Linked DNA regions of Homo sapiens: region 1 is linked to region 2. Evidence: read pairs that join two places in POLR2A ChIA-PET (ENCODE). Cell type or tissue: PC-9. All regions are shown on one strand.

What was found. Peaks named below come from ENCODE experiments on the same cell type or tissue, not always from the same donor. Only the 100,000 strongest peaks of a DNase experiment are listed, where the experiment ranks them.
Region 1: POLR2A ChIA-PET joins it to region 2 with 12 read pairs; 4 of 35 experiments call an interaction of 5 or more read pairs at or near these places.

What each region holds. Positions count from the first base shown.
Region 1 is chr9:100,108,653-100,116,652 of GRCh38, reverse strand. All of the region lies in intron 2 of INVS (inversin), which reads right to left. Among named protein-coding and RNA genes, the nearest start is that of INVS, 13 kb to the right of the region's middle. In PC-9, no CTCF peak of the experiment used is centred here; no DNase peak of the experiment used is centred here.
Region 2 is chr9:100,320,064-100,328,063 of GRCh38, reverse strand. It overlaps TEX10 (testis expressed 10), which reads left to right. Exons shown (of 15, transcript NM_017746.4): 8 at 102-277; 9 at 1,585-1,762; 10 at 6,293-6,381; 11 at 7,666-7,799. Among named protein-coding and RNA genes, the nearest start is that of TEX10, 29 kb to the left of the region's middle. In PC-9, CTCF peaks have their summits at 3,322, 4,717 and 4,918 (motif pointing right); a DNase peak (open chromatin) is centred at 3,283.

The sequences.
Region 1 (8,000 bases), 210 kb after region 2:
AATCTTCCTGATTTTGTGTTAGGCAGAGATTTCTTAGATATGATACAAAAGAATAATCCATAAAAATTAATAAATTAGATTTCATCCAAATAAAGAAATTGTGTTTGAAAACACAATTAAGAAAAATTTTTAAAAAGCCACAAATTGGGAGGAAATATTTGCAAAACACATATTTGATAAGGCCTTTTATTCCAGAATAAATAAAAACTTTTACAATAGAATAATAAGATGGATAATGAAACTTAGGCTGGGTGCAGTGCTCACACCTGTAATCCCAGCACTTTGGGAGGCAGAGGCAGGTAGATTGCTTGAGTCTAGGAGTTTGAGACCAGCCTAGGCAACATGGCAAAACCCCATCTCTACTAAAAATATAAAAATTAGCCAGGTGCAGTGGCTGGACTCATGTCTGTAATCCCAGCTACTTAGGAGGCTGAGGCATGAGAATCACTTAAACCCGGGAGGCGGAGGTTGCAGGGAGCCGAGATTGCACCACTGCACTCCAGCTTAGGTGACAGAGTATGACCCTGTCTCAAAAAAAAAAAAAAGAAAAAAAAGAAAGAAAAGAAATTAAAAGCCAACAGACACATGAAAAAATGCTCATCACCACTGGCCATCAGAGAAATGCAAATCAAAACCACAATGAGATATCATCTCACACCAGTTAGAATGGCGATCATTAAAAAGTCAGGAAACAACAGGTGCTGGAGAGGATGTGGAGAAATAGGAACACTTTTACACTGTTGGTGGGACTGTAAACTAGTTCAACCATTGTGGAAGACAGTGTGGCGATTCCTGAGGGATCTAGAACTAGAAATACCATTTGACCCAGCCATCCCATTACTGGGTGTATACCCAAAGGATTATAAATCATGCTGCTATAAAGACACATGCACAATGTATGTTTACTGTGGCACTACTCACAATAGCAAAGACTTGGAACCAACCCAAATGTCCAATAATGACAGACTGGATTAAGAAAATGTGGCACATATACACCATGGAATACTATGCAGCCATAAAAAATGATGAGTTCATGTCCTTTGTAGGGACATGGATGAAGCTGGAAACCATCATTCTCAGCAAAGACAAAAAACCAAATACTGCATGTTCTCACTCATAGGTGGGAACTGAACAATGAGAACACTTGGACACAGGAAGGGGAACATCACACACTGGGGCCTGTTGTGGGGTCGGGGGACGGGGGAGGCATAGCATTAGGAGATATACCTAATGTAAATGACGAGTTAATGGGTGCAGCACACCAAGATGGCACATGTATACATATGTAACAAACCTGCACGTTGTGCACATGTACCCTAGAACTTAAAGTATAATAAAAATATATATATATAAAATAAAAATAAAATAAAAAAAGAGAAATTAAACGGTGGCCAAAAGGTTTTAATAGACATTTCACTAAATAAGCATATGAAAAGACTCTCAACATCATTAACACACAGGGAAATGTAAACTTAACCTATAATGCGATACCACTGCACATCTATTAGAATGGCTAAAATGAAAACAATCAAAAGCAAACTTCACAATACCAAATGCTGTTAAGGATGTAGAACCTAGTTGTAGAACTATTAATAGAATTCTCAGCCATTGTTGGTAGAAATGCAAAATGGTATAGCTACTATTAAAACTGTAGCCTAATAATTATGGCCTAATAATTTTTCACTTAAGTGTTTACTCAGGAGAAATAAAAGCATGAAAGTTTAAGTTAATATAAAAACTTGTATGTGAATATTTACGGCAGCATTATTCATAATTGCTAAACACTGGAAACATCCCAATTGTCCTTAAACTGCAAAATGAGAAAATAATCTGCAGTACATCCATAAAATGGAATATAGCTCACTAATAAAAAGGAATGAACTACTGATCCACTCAACAACATGGAAAATTCTCAAATGCCTTATGTCAAGTGAAAGAAATCCACTTCACCAGGCACAGTGGCTCACGCCCATAATCCCAGCACTTTGGGAGGCTGATGGGGGGAAGATCCCTTGAAGCCTGGAGTTTGAGACCAGCCTGGGCAACATGGCAAAACCCCATCTCTACAAAACACACACACACACTTAGCTGGGCATGGTGGAACATGCCTGTAGTCCCAGCTACTCAGGAGGCTGAGGTGGGAGGATCGCTTGAGCCTAGGAGGTTGAGGCTGCAGTGAGTCATGATTGTACCACTGCTCTTCAGCCTGGGAGACAAAGTGAGACTCTGTCTCAAAAAAAAAAAAAAAAAAAAAAAAAAAAGAAAGAAATCTGCCTCAAAGGGCATATATATCATGTGACACATTGGCATAGGATTGTGGAAAAGTTAAAACTATAGAGACAGAAAACAGACCAGTGGTTACCAGGGACTGGAATATGTGGAATGTGGGGAGAAACTGGCTATAAAAGGACACAGTTCTAACATTTTGGGGCATGATAGAATTGTTCTTTATCTTGATGGTCATGGTGATCACATGATTATATATTTCTCAAAATTAAATAACTGTATACGAACAAGGGTGAAATTTACTGTATTATATACCTCAATAAATTTTAGTTAAAAACAATAACTACAAAAGATGCCATGGCTCCAGCTATGTATTGTAAGTGAAAAAAATGTTGCCACTTTTGTTACAGATAATCATCAAGTATTCATCTCTTACTAGCTGAGGGTAATTACATCTGGGTTGAACAAGAGGGAAGCCAGTTACTTCCAAGGTATCTTGGCCTGAACTGTGCTAATGGAGGAAGTGAATAGACAAAATGAAAGTGTTTTCTTTGGAAAATAGAATGCTAGAAATGTCAATGGGTACAGTTAGATATAAGGAATAAGTTTTGGTGTTCTATTGCACAGTAGGGTGACTATAGTTAACAATACTGTATTGCATATTTCAAAATAGCTAGAATTTTGAATGCTCTCACCACAGAGAAATGATAAATGTTTGAGTTAATGCATATGCTAAATATCATCATTTGATCATTACACAATCTATACATGTATTATAACATCACACTCCACCCCCATAAACACATACAATTAGTATGTATCAATTAAAACTAAAACAAACAAACAAACAAACAAACAAACAAACAAAAAAGACACCAGATAAATGCCTGGGTTGTTTTGGGCATGAAACTAAGCTACTGTTTTAGTTTGCAATACTTCGACATATATTTTAATCTTGGATACGCTGGAACCCAGAAAGACTTCCTAGCTTTTCAGCAATTTACTTCGCTGGTAAAAAGCAAGAAAGGTCATTGCTCTGGAAATTTGAAAGAGCCTTACAGATGTATTCAGGTTGTGTGTAACTCCTAGAGGAGGCAGATATTCTTTTTCAGAACTTTTTTGAAGATGGAGGCAAATTTTGCATTGGATTCAACACATATAATAACAGAAGCCCTTATGCACAAGACTCTGTGTAGTACAACAGTATATTCTTTGTACTAGAGCCTTCAATATCTAATCTAGAAGATTCCAAAGATTCTATCACTGTATTTATAGATAAAGATTTATTTAAACTGAAACTCATTAACAGAACTAAAATGTAGTATAAGAGCATGTTCCTTTTATCAGTTTGAGTCCTTCTGGAGTCAGTGATACTTATAGAGAATATGCCATAATGAGACTAGTCTCTAGTTGTCTTTCATGATTAAAGGGCAGTCTCTACTGGCATCTTGTTAGGTTAAGCAAAGATAGTAGTAGCTAGTATTAGCAAGATAACAGTAATTCATTTACACTTTCTGCCTAGAGAGACATTCCTCCTTAGAAGCTTTAGTAAAGGAGAGGATTAGGAACTATGGTCACAAGAGTAAGTGCTGAGAAACAGAGGCCATCTCACATTCTGGGATAATCCTAACTCGAGCTTATCCAACCTGTGGCCTGTGGGCCACATGTAGCCCAGGAAGGCTTTTAATGCTGCCCAACACAAATTTATAATTTTTCTTAAAACATTATGAGATTTTTTTTTTTGCGATTTTTTTTTTTTTTAGCTCATCAGCTATTGTTAGTGTTAGTGTATTTTATGTGTAGCCCAAGACAATTCTTCTTCCAATACCCAGGAAAGCCAAAAGCTTGAACACCCCTGTCCTAATTGATTAGGCTCCTCAGGGTCAAAGCAGAGTCAGCATCATGGGGTTAATAGGCAACTCACCTTCAAGGACACAGAACTTTAGGTCAATCCTGTCATCTTCCTAAGTCTTATATAAGATACAGGGAAACTTCAAGCCTTCTCTTTGTTCCCTGACATACATTGTTTCTTTGTAACCGATATATGTATTTCCCAGAAGAGAAGATGTTATTGGGTTATGTCACCACAATCCAATATTTTGTGCCTATAAGGCAAAATTTGTCTATTTGAGGAAATTGAAAGTATATATCCCCCGGCTGGGCGTGGTGGCTCATGCCTGTAATCCCAGCACTTTGGGAGGCTGAGGCGGGTGGATCACCTGAGGTCAGGAGTTCGAGACCAGTCTGGCCAACATAGCAAAACCCTGTCTCTACTAAAAATACAAAAATTAGCTGAGCATGGTGGCATGTACCTGTGGTCCCAGGTACTCGGGAGGCTGAAGCAGGAGAATCACTTGAACCCGGAAGGCAGAGATTGCACCACTGCACTCCAGCCTGGGTGACAGAGTGAGACTCTGTCTCAAAAAAAGAAAGAAAGAAAGAAAGAAAGTATATATCCCCTAAATGATTAGAAAAAGCAGCATTCAACCTCACTTAGGTCCTGTCTTGAGTAGCTCTAGGGGGACAGTGGCTTCATGGCTAGTTTCTGAATAATGAGGGTACCATTAGGTTCTGGGCTTCCTGGCCAGTAACTGAGCGAGGTCTGTGCCTTTATCTATCCACCCTACTCTCTTCCTTAGTTTCCTCACTTATAACATTCAGCTAATACTTGTCCAATCTACACCGCAACTTGTTTGATGATCCAATAAAACAATGTATTGTTTGGAAATATTTGGTAATTGTAACATGTTGTACAAACGTAGAGCTTATGATGTAAACTAATATTCACTGGATGGCAGTGCATTTAAATTTGCATTCCTGTCAGGAACAGTTAATATAGAAAGCAGCTGGCTACTGTGCTGTGTTGTGCTAATTATTCTGGCAACTGTGGAGATGGCCTCTAATCCATGACCAATTGGTGCTTGCTCAACGTGGCTGGCATTCTGCCTGTGCTCTGTCTCAACACAGTCCAGAAAGCTGAGCTGGAAGCATGACTGGAAAGCCACTGCTCTACCGCATTCAGTTATTTTAAGGCTTGTGGAAGCATAAGAGTACATATGGTTAATGGGCTGGTATGTGCAGAAACCAGAGCGCCAACTCTAGCAGTTAGAGGAAATGACTGTCACTTGCAGTTATAGTTGTGCTAGTCCGCACAATAGCTACAGCAACACAATGCCCAATACAAGTAACAAGAGTAGTCTCTATTTGTATCTTATTTGCTTGTTCTAAAATGTTATATTTGCATGGCATCCAAGATGTATTTATTTCATCTGATTTCACCCACTTCTTACTTTACATATTTTATACTGTTACAATCTTGGGAAGGCATTTTGCTGTCATTAAAAAATCTCTGCTTATTGTTATAGAGTGACAACATGGGAACAATGGAAAGAACATAGGATTCATCATCAGATAATTTGGTTTGAGGCTCAACTTTGCCAGTTATTAACTGTGCAACTAAATTTCTCAACTTCTGAGTCTCAGTGTCCTAACATGCAAAATGAGAATAATAATAACATGAGACATACTGTATTTTGAGAGGACTTGAGATTTTATAAAATATTTCTATAACTTATAATTTGTGCAGGTATGTTAAAATATCATTTTCACTCACTGCTATTTCAAAATTATCATAGCTGTAAGACTTGCCCCAACACCTTGCTATTTAATACATTCATAAAAAATTATGGCAGAATATTGTTATGTCTCAACTTAAAAATATTTGATATTTCAATATAACTGGTTTCCTTTGTAATCCTCTATATTGCATTTCAGCTCTTAAAAATATACATATATTTTTGTTCTGAGGAGTCCAGAAGCTTACCAGATTGCCAGAAGGGCCCATAGCACAAAAATGTTAAGAAAAATCCCATCTAGATAATCATTCATTTCATCATGCAAGGTTCACACCTAATCGGTTCTTTCTTTCTTATCTTTCTCATTCCTATTTATTTATACATATGAAAGTGCACGTGTGTACAAAAATATCTACCCATACATTGAGGTCCCATACTTTAGCAGTTAAAAGAATGGACTCTGGAATCAGACTTCTTGGCTTTAATCTCAGTTCTGATACTTCTTAGACAAGTTACTTAACCTCTCTGCATCTCAATTTCCTTATTTAAAAATGAGGGTAATACTAATACCCCAAACTCTTCATATTATTTCACTGTTAAGTTAATGAGTTGCCAAACAATACAGTGGCTGGCACATAAAACATAACTTTATAAATGTTAGCTAATTTTATTACTATTGTTAGGATGGATGCATAAACATTTAAGTATATTTATAAACACATTTGCATGTAGGCAAGCATTTTAAAAACATTTAATGACTCTAGCTTTTAAGGTAGGGATTGAGGTAAGGGAAGAAGTAACCTGAAATAGTACCTCTACTCTGTCATTTATGAGGCTCACTTCCGTATCTAAATACTGTGTCAGAAGATGTTAAAAACAAGTAGAGGCCGGGCGCAGTGGCTCAGGCTTGTAATCCCAGCACTTCGGGAGGCCGAGGCGGGCGGATCACTTGAGGTCGGGAGTTCGAGACCAGCCTGACCAACATGGAGAAACCCCGTCTCTACTAAAAATACAACAAATTAGCCGGGCATGGTGGCACATGCCTGTAATCCCAGTTACTTGGGAGGCTGAGGCAGGAGAATCACTTGAACCAGGGAGGCAGAGGTTGTGGTGAGCCGAGATCACGCCATTGCACTCCAGCCTGGGCAACAAGAGTGAAACTCCATCTCAAAAATAAATAAATAAATAAACAAGTAGAGGAAATGATTTAGAGAGATTATGCTGCTCAGAACATGGACAGTGAAACAAAAGTTGTAGTAGAATCAGAATGGTGCTTCCTGGTCACGATACCACTGCAAGCGACCTCAAATATTATTGGCAGTAATGACAACATTGATCATTACACACCATGCATATTTACAAATTATTTTGTTTAGTTTTCACAAAAAACCCACAATATTAATCTTTGTTGCATTTAGTGCTCTTTCATATTGAGACATCTGAAGCTATGAAAAACTTGATTATTTTAGTCTAAGCTGACATAACAATAACAGTAATAGGATATTAACTTATTGTCTACTATGTGTCAAGTACCATGCTAGATATTTTACTGTCATTATTTCATTTAACTCTCACACAAGTGAAATATTATAATCTATAGTTTACGGATGAGGAAACTGAGGCTTAAAAATTAAATGGCTTAGCCAAGATATTACTACTAATAAATAACAGTTAGAACTTAAAACTCAGGTTTATCTGACTCTAAAATCTATACTTTTTTCTACCAATACTACACTGTATAGTATTAAAATGAATCTACTAAATTCTGTTCTCAATTACATTTCTAGTATTCATTCAAATTATTTGAGTTTGGTGTTAAGAGAAAAAGCTAAATATCTATAAATGAGAACCATAGCATATTCAGATTTTACTATGTATGTTTATATTTTAAGGCTCAGAAGTAAGCCCTAATACATCTGAATCTAGAAGCAGTAAGTTATGGTAAAACATTAATCCACTGTATTAGGTTAAACACTAAGAATTGCTACTGAAATGATGTTTCATTCAGAGAAGGCCTCTCCAGTCCTCCTCCAGGACAATGGGCAGCACAGAAAGTGTTCGATTTAATTCGTTGTGTATGTAGAAAGAGACACTCATCTGTTTCCATGGAGTCAAACACATCACTGACATACTTCTCCATGGAAACAGAGAGGGGAAAACAGAAAATGCTAAAGTGAATGAATTCACTGAGCAGTTGGT
Region 2 (8,000 bases):
ACTTTGTGATATATTTAAGTTAAAAAAAAATTTTTTTTTTGTTTAAATTTATTTCCCTTGTCTTTGAGTATTACATTTTATTCTTCTTTGGCCTTTCTAAGATATCGTAGTAAAGTGTTATCCCGTTGGCTGGCTGGCTTACCATTGCAACTTGCTCATCTTGGCTCCCGAAATCCTGAGCTCTCTACACAGCTTATCGATATCATTCATACCGCTGCAGCACGAGCAAATAAAGAATTACTAAAAAGTTTACAAGCTACTGCCCTCCGAATTTATGGTAAGAGTTCATTTGTTTAATGGTATGGGTAGTCATTGATCCACCCTGATATACAAAAGAAGTTTTTAAGGGGAGCTCTGTAATTTTGCCTTTCCCTTAGTCTGAATTAGTAATACCATGGTTAAATTGCCAGAACAAAACATCATACAGTAAATTCATTTTCAATATTTATTAGAATATAGAAGGTTAATGATTGTTGATGCTTATTGCATTCTTAAATTGTCTTTCAAACCACTTGCTATTCATAAATTCAAAACTAATCTGATACTTAAAAATTCCTTTGAAGCTCTGATGGCAAGACATATCTTTATTACTTATTTAATCATAGTGAATATCTCGTATGACTTTCATATATTCTTTGTTCATCTAGGACTGACTTAACTAATATTTTAAGCAAAATTATTAAAACATAACTGGGATGTATGTATGCATATAATTATTGAAATATAATTCACATACTATAAAATTCACCATTTTACAATGTACAGTTCAATGAATTTTAAAAAATATATTCCTAAGGTTGTGCAACTATCACCACTGTCTAATTCTAAAACATTTTTATCACCCCAGAAAGAAACTTGTACTGATTGGAAGTTCATCCTTATTCCTTTCTTCCCCCAGCCCCTGGAAATCACTCATCTACTTTCTGTCTATATGGATTTGCCTATCATGGATATTTTGGAATTACATAACATGGGGCCTTTTGTGTCTGGCTTGTTTCACTTAGCATAATATTTTCAAGATTTGTCCGTGTTGTAACAAGTATCAATACTTTATTCCTTTTTATTGTTGAGTAGTATTTTGTTGTATGGATATGTCACTGGTATTTATCCATTTGTCTGGTGATGAACATTTGAGTGGTTTCCACCTTTTGTGGGTTGTAGTTTTAAATATGTATTTTTCAATATTGGTCATATATCTGTAGGTATATATATATACACACAGCAAACAAAGTCTTTTGCTTTAAGTCAGGTTGATGTAATTGTCACTGTTTAGCAAAATTGCTTGTTTACTTTGCATTCAATCTCTTTTCCTTATTACCCCCCTGAAAGTTTTTATTTCTAACAAGACACTTGTATATTAAATCTTTAAATTATGTTTGGTGTTTTATTTTATGCAGTAGCTTAACAAGCCATACATATGTGTTTTATGATATTAATATAATTATGCTTTTATGTAATTGATATTCATAAAATTCAGCATAAAATGTTAGCCCATAATTCAATGGAAGTCATTGATCTGCTTTATTAATCTCTGGTTTGCATGTCTTTTATAGTTGTTTTTAATATGTCTATCCACCTCACTAGATCCACAAGAAGGTGCTGTGGTGGTTCTCCCTGCAGACTCTCAGCAGCGTTTGGTTCAGCTTGTATATTTCCTACCCAGTCTGCCGGCTGATTTGCTTTCTCGGTTAAGTCGTTGCTGTATTATGGGAAGACTCAGTTCAAGTTTGGCTGCCATGCTTATCGGGATACTGCACATGAGGTAGCATGCTCAAGTGAGCTGTATTTTAAGTGTATAATCTTTTTCCCCTTTTACTGGTAATTTGTGAATTACGGAAGCCTTTTGAAGTCGCATACACTACTTTCATTTACTCTTAATGCAACAATTAAAACTATATCACTAGGTAGAGTAAGTTCACAAGAGTAAGACTGTTTCAAGTTACTTGTTTAATGACTTTTATAGATAGCTTGGAATAAGGGTTGAAATAGAATTATCAAAAGTGTGTGTAGTAAGGGATTTATTGGTAGGTGATGGTGTCGTACTTCAAACCTTTGTTGTTATGGAATTGCAGTATAGACCTTTTCTTCAGAGAGCTCAGAATTTAATGTAGCTGGTGAATTAAACAAGCTTGTGGACTGAGACCAGGAATCACTTGTAATCTCTCACTTTTTTTTTCCTGGTGGTATAATAAACATAACATAAAATTTACCATTTTAACCTTTCTTGAAAAGTTTTGCCAGGCGTAGTGGCTCATGCCTGTAATCCCAGCATTTTGGGAGGCCGAGGTGGGCAGATCACGAGGTCAGAAGTTCAAGACCAGCCTGGCCAGCATGGTGAAACCCCATCTCTGCTATAAATACAAAAATTAGCTGGGCATGATGGTGCATGCCTATAGTCCCAGCTACTCAGGAGGCTGAGGCAGGAGAATTGCTTGAACCCGGGAGGTGGAGGTTGCAGTGAGTCAAGATGGCACCACTGCACTCCAATCTGGGCGACAGAGTGAGACTCTGTCTCAAAAAAAAGAAAGTTTTAATATTTCAAGAGACAAGTTCTCACTCTGTTGCCCAGATTAGAGTGCAAGTGGCATGATCATAGCTCACTGCAGCTTTGAACTCTTGGGCTCAGGAGATCCTCCCTCCTTGGACTCCAAAGTAGCTAGCACTACATGCCATTTTCCATAGCGGCTGTGCCATTTTACTCTGAAACTCTGAAAGGTTTTATGTTGCTCATGTTGGAAGTATCCTCATGTATATATCTTCAGTCATAGTATTTTAGTATTCAGCAGTATTACTGGTTGTGGGTAGGGTCTGATGTGGTTTTAGGCAGAAATAGAAATCTAGGCTGTAGTTGAAAACTTTTCTTGTATAGATCCCCTATCTCAGGTAGGTAAGAGTAGCTTACTTTTAATAGACTTTCTTCATACCAGTATAGGACAGATATTTGACTCTGGTCACTGGAAGTGTGCTTCATAACTGACAATAAACTTGCCTTTTACCAAAACAGAGAAAAACATATAAATAAAATATTGTTTGTATTTAAAAATTTTAGGTTTATTTCTTCCTTGTATATGCACATTAGAGGGGCCTGGACATATTTTTTAAGAATTTTAAATATTGATTAGTTTCCCATGTTTTTTCTTTTTAGATATTAAAAAACTGCACTTTGTTTTGTGTAAGCAAAATGCTAGGCCTTTTAAAAGTTAAATTTTTAAAAAAAATTTTCCGTAACTTAAGAGCTTGTTTTTTATTTGACTTCCAGTAGAGGGCACTCTGTTCCTTAGATATAACTTACATTCAGTTCCGTTAAATCACCCCTTGAATGTTTCTTGAAATTGATTCTCCTTGGAAGATGCATTTAATGTCTTCATCAACATCTGTTCACTTATGTTTAATAACTTTTGTCAAGGATTATTTTAAAATCTTGGGGTTTTTTTGCTTTTATCTTTTTGTGGCGATGAGTGGCGAGAATTGGGAAAATATATTAATTTTACAAATACTGATAATACAGACTCATATTTAAATGATTGTCATTGTAGTTAAAAGTCTACCAAATTAAATTTTGCTTTTTAGTATTTGTACAGAGTCCATTAGTAGACTTCTCTCTATGTAGGTATATTATTCCCATCTAAAGTAGTCCCTTTTTAAAAAGAATACAAAATTAGGACTTTTCAGCCTTCTTGAGCCCATAGCACCATCATTTTATCACTTTTCATAGGGTCATAATAAGACTAGCCAGGCGCAGTGGCTCATACCTGTAAATCCCAGCACTATGAGAGGCTGAGGCAGGCAGATCACTTGAGGTCAGGAGTTTGAGACCAGCCTGGCCAACGTGGTGAAACCCCATCTCTATTAAAAATACAAAAATTAGCTGGGCATGGCGGCTCATGCATGTAACCCCAGCTACTCAGGAGGCTGAGGCAGGAGAATTGCTTGAACCCAGGAGGCGGAGGTTGTAGTGAGCTGAGATCATGCCGCTGCACTCTACCCTGGGTGACAGAAGGAGACTCCATCTTTAAAAAAAAAGACTGACGGTTAGTTCATTCAGACATATGTTGGGTTACTTCATATCTTTAGTTTTTTATTCAAAATAGCTCCTCTTCTTGACCATGACTATAAAATAGTCAACTTTTAAATTATTTCCCACTTATACTCTTACAATGTTGCTTCTCAGTCCTATGCATCCTGTATACTGTTGCCAGATTGATTTTTCTGCAATACTCCTTTACTCATTTCTGATTTTTATCTTGTCACACTAATTGGTCTGTGAGATCAAGTTTAGCTCAATTTTTGTAGTTCTGATACCTTGCTGTCTCTATTAAAGCATTTGTCTAATGGCAGGACATGTACCACCTAAGCAAGGATTCCATGTGTTAAAAACCCATCAGCTAGAAATCATTCATGTTTATTTTCTCTCAGCTTTTAAAAAATGTGTTTAGAATTGCTCTCTCTACCTTTTTACCAACCAGTTATAGTTTTTTTACAATCTGATGTTTTCCTCATACCATTCTACTTGTGGTGTTTCATAATAATATCCAGTGGCCTTTTCTCAGTTCTTACCCCTCTACCCCAGTTTATTTATAGCCAGATTGGGGAAACAGAAAGCATAAATACGGAAAGATGCTCCGTGGTGTTAGGTAAAATCTCTGAGGAAGGAGAAATTGGCTTGCACCAAGAAGTTTGGCTTGGGTTTTAAATAGGGTGAACATATGACCTGGTCTGCCAGGAACAGTTCCATTTTACTCCTTTTGGCCCAGCATAATCAGCGCCAGCCACCCCCTTTTACTCACAGAAGTGTTCAGGCTTGGAAAGTATATATGGTTTTCATAGTTTTAAAGACAGTATGATATATTGCTTGTCATTTATCACTTTTCACAGGGTCAGAATTTTAAATAGGCTGTTAAATAAATTTGCTGCCCCTTTTGGCCACTGGATGGCACAATTGCTTCCTGTTTTCATTGAGGTCAAGAAGATAATAGTTTGTTTTTCAACCACTATTTTGTACTTCTTTGTGTTGAGCATCTGTGCTTTTTATAACCCCCTTAGCATGTGCTATTGTCCCCATAGACCTTTGCTTATCACCTGGGAATGACACTCAAGAAGAGTGTTTTCATTATTTTATGCCTGTCCCCTCCTTAAGAATATTAATAAGGCTGGGTGCAGTGGCTCACAACTGTAATCCCAGAACTCTGGGAGACCGAGGCAGGTGGATCACCTGAGGTCAAGGGTTTGAGACCAGCCTGGTCAACATGGTGAAACCCCATCTCTACTAAAAATACAAAAATTAGCTGGGTGTGTTGGTGCACGTCTATAATCCCAGCTACTCAGGAGGCTGAAGCAGGAGAGTCGTTTGAACCCAGGAGGTGGAGGTTGCAGTGAGCTGAGATCATGCCATTGCACTCCAGCCTGGGCAACAAGAGAAACTCCATCCCCCCAAAAAATATATATATAAATAAATATAAATGCAATTATTATAACAGTAAAAAAATTACTAAGTACTTATAGGTGAATTAGAAGTTCCTAATTTTGTTTGATATTTATTCAGTTGTCTGTGATAAAAATTTTTAGTATAAGTTTGTCTGATTATTCTCAGCCTTTTTGCAATACCCATGACTGACATCTGTTTTCTTCCTAGCCTTACCTTGAAGGGAATTTTTAAAGGAGACACTAGAAACTGATCTCATAGGAGGAACCAAATAATCCTCATTTAATGGGAAGCTGCTTTACATTTAGCTATTCCTTTTGAGTCCTCTGCCAATACCTTAGCTGCACTATTGTGAAATAGACCTAGTTACAACTTTACTAAGAATAAGAACACATAGTTGCCTTATAGTGGCTTTAAAGATAAGTTTTCTTTGCCTAATTAAGATACTTTTGCTTAGTTATGTAGGAAGCTGAAGCTTGTTTAAACATAACTCATTTGCTGAGGGTAAGACTATAAAAATCAAATAGTAAATACATAGCAGCTGAACCTACTACTGAAAAGCAAAACTTCATCTTGGCTCCTTAGAGTCTGATTTTCAGATGGGATGGAAATTTTCTGTTGTACTATATATGTTGATCAAGTATGCTTTTTAATGAAAGTTTGTATTAATATGTTTGAATTTCAAACTTTCATACTAGGGTACTTGAGCCCTTGGATATGAAATTAATACAAGGCATACTATGGGTTTTATTTTAAGCTACTAAATCAAACTTGTTTTCAGTAAAGAACAATGGTTATATACTGTGCTACCTTTGACAAGTCTGTCAAGTTGGTCACTTCTGGTAATAGTTCTCCCTTTGTTTTTTATAGATCATCATTTTCTGGGTGGAAGTATTCAGCTAAAGACTGGTTGATGAGTGATGTAGACTATTTCAGCTTCTTATTTTCCACACTTACAGGTAACCACATTCACTTGCCAGATTAAAAAAGAAAAAACCTAATATGAATCACAATTCTCCTTCTAAGATTTGCCATTTTATCAGTTTGGTTCAGTTTTGAAGATGATAAATATTCTATCTTGGAGTGATTTTTGTGATTAGTAACTGGAAATCGAAAGAATATTTCTAACCTACATACACTGTTAGGCTTCTGAGGCAGGAGGATGGATGATTTGTCTTTAAATCTCTTATAGTATGAGTATCAAAACCCTGAGCATTATTTGAATGTCATGTTATTGTATTTTTAAGTTTGATGTACTACTACTATTATTTTAAATGTATTATTTGAATATTTTCATTGTATACTTGGATAATGATAGGATTCTTTGAAATTTTCTGAAGACTTGAAATTAGGAGAGTTAATATAGTGTCAGGATCCAAAAAGAACTTGACAGATCCAATACTATGCTGAATCTAGCAAGATAAATACTTCAGAAGATAAATGTAAGCTCCTATATGTTTACTGTATATTTATGAATGTATACATTTGAGGTGGGAGAGGCTGTGTGTTTTAATAGTAGTTGTCAGAAAGTTTTTAGTGATTTTAGAAAGCTCATTGGGAGTCAGTACTATGACATGGCTATCAAACTAGATGATGCCTCTTTAGGTAGTGCTTACAGAAGTATAGTGATTTGAACATCAAGGTAGATAGGGTTGGGCCACATCAGTGGTATTCTGATCATTTTGAGAACTACCTTTCAGGAGTGACTTTGGCAGCTTGTTTGTGTAGGTTAGGCCAAGTGTAAATAGAGGTGGTAAGGGGAACTAGAAATTGTTGAATGAACTATACATGTATTGTCAAAGTAAAAACACCTAGGGGGATGGAGTAGTTTTGAAACATTTGAAGGTCTATTATCTAAGAACCTAAAGCATTTGATATATATGTAGGAGTATATTACTGCTTTTACTTGCTCATTTGCTTTTTTAAACCTACCATTAATTGGAAAGATTATGCCTTTCACTCTAAGTAAAATTGTCAAAACCCTAGTAGAAGTGGTAAAACCTGTTTCTTGCTATATTATAGATTGGGTCTGATCACATCTTTTATATAATTATATGAATTTAACTGTCTTCATTGCTAGCATTTTATTTTTTAAAATATAGCATGAAATGCAGAAGCTCAGAGAAAACAAGGTAGCTTAAAGAATGTTCACTTGAAGGCATATGTCATCTCTGTTTTTTAAGAAAGTCATTGTTTTTTGTTTTTTGTTTTTTTAAATTGGCTTTCTTTGTTACCTGAATTAGGGTTTTCGAAAGAGGAGTTGACTTGGCTTCAGAGCCTTCGAGGAGTTCCTCATGTCATCCAGACACAGCTTTCCCCTGTGCTTCTCTACCTTACAGATTTGGATCAATTTTTACACCACTGGGATGTAACAGAGGTAATAGTTCATTTAAAAAGAAACTAATAATTATTAAAATTCAGTTCATCAACCAGTAATAGTTACTATATATGAGTTGCCTTGTGTGAGATCTTTTCAAAGATACTTGTTTAAAGTGCTTATAATCTTGGATGGGAGAAGTACGTTTGAAAAGGGAAACATTCTTTATAAATTGTGCCACTAGAACAGAACAAATCAGCA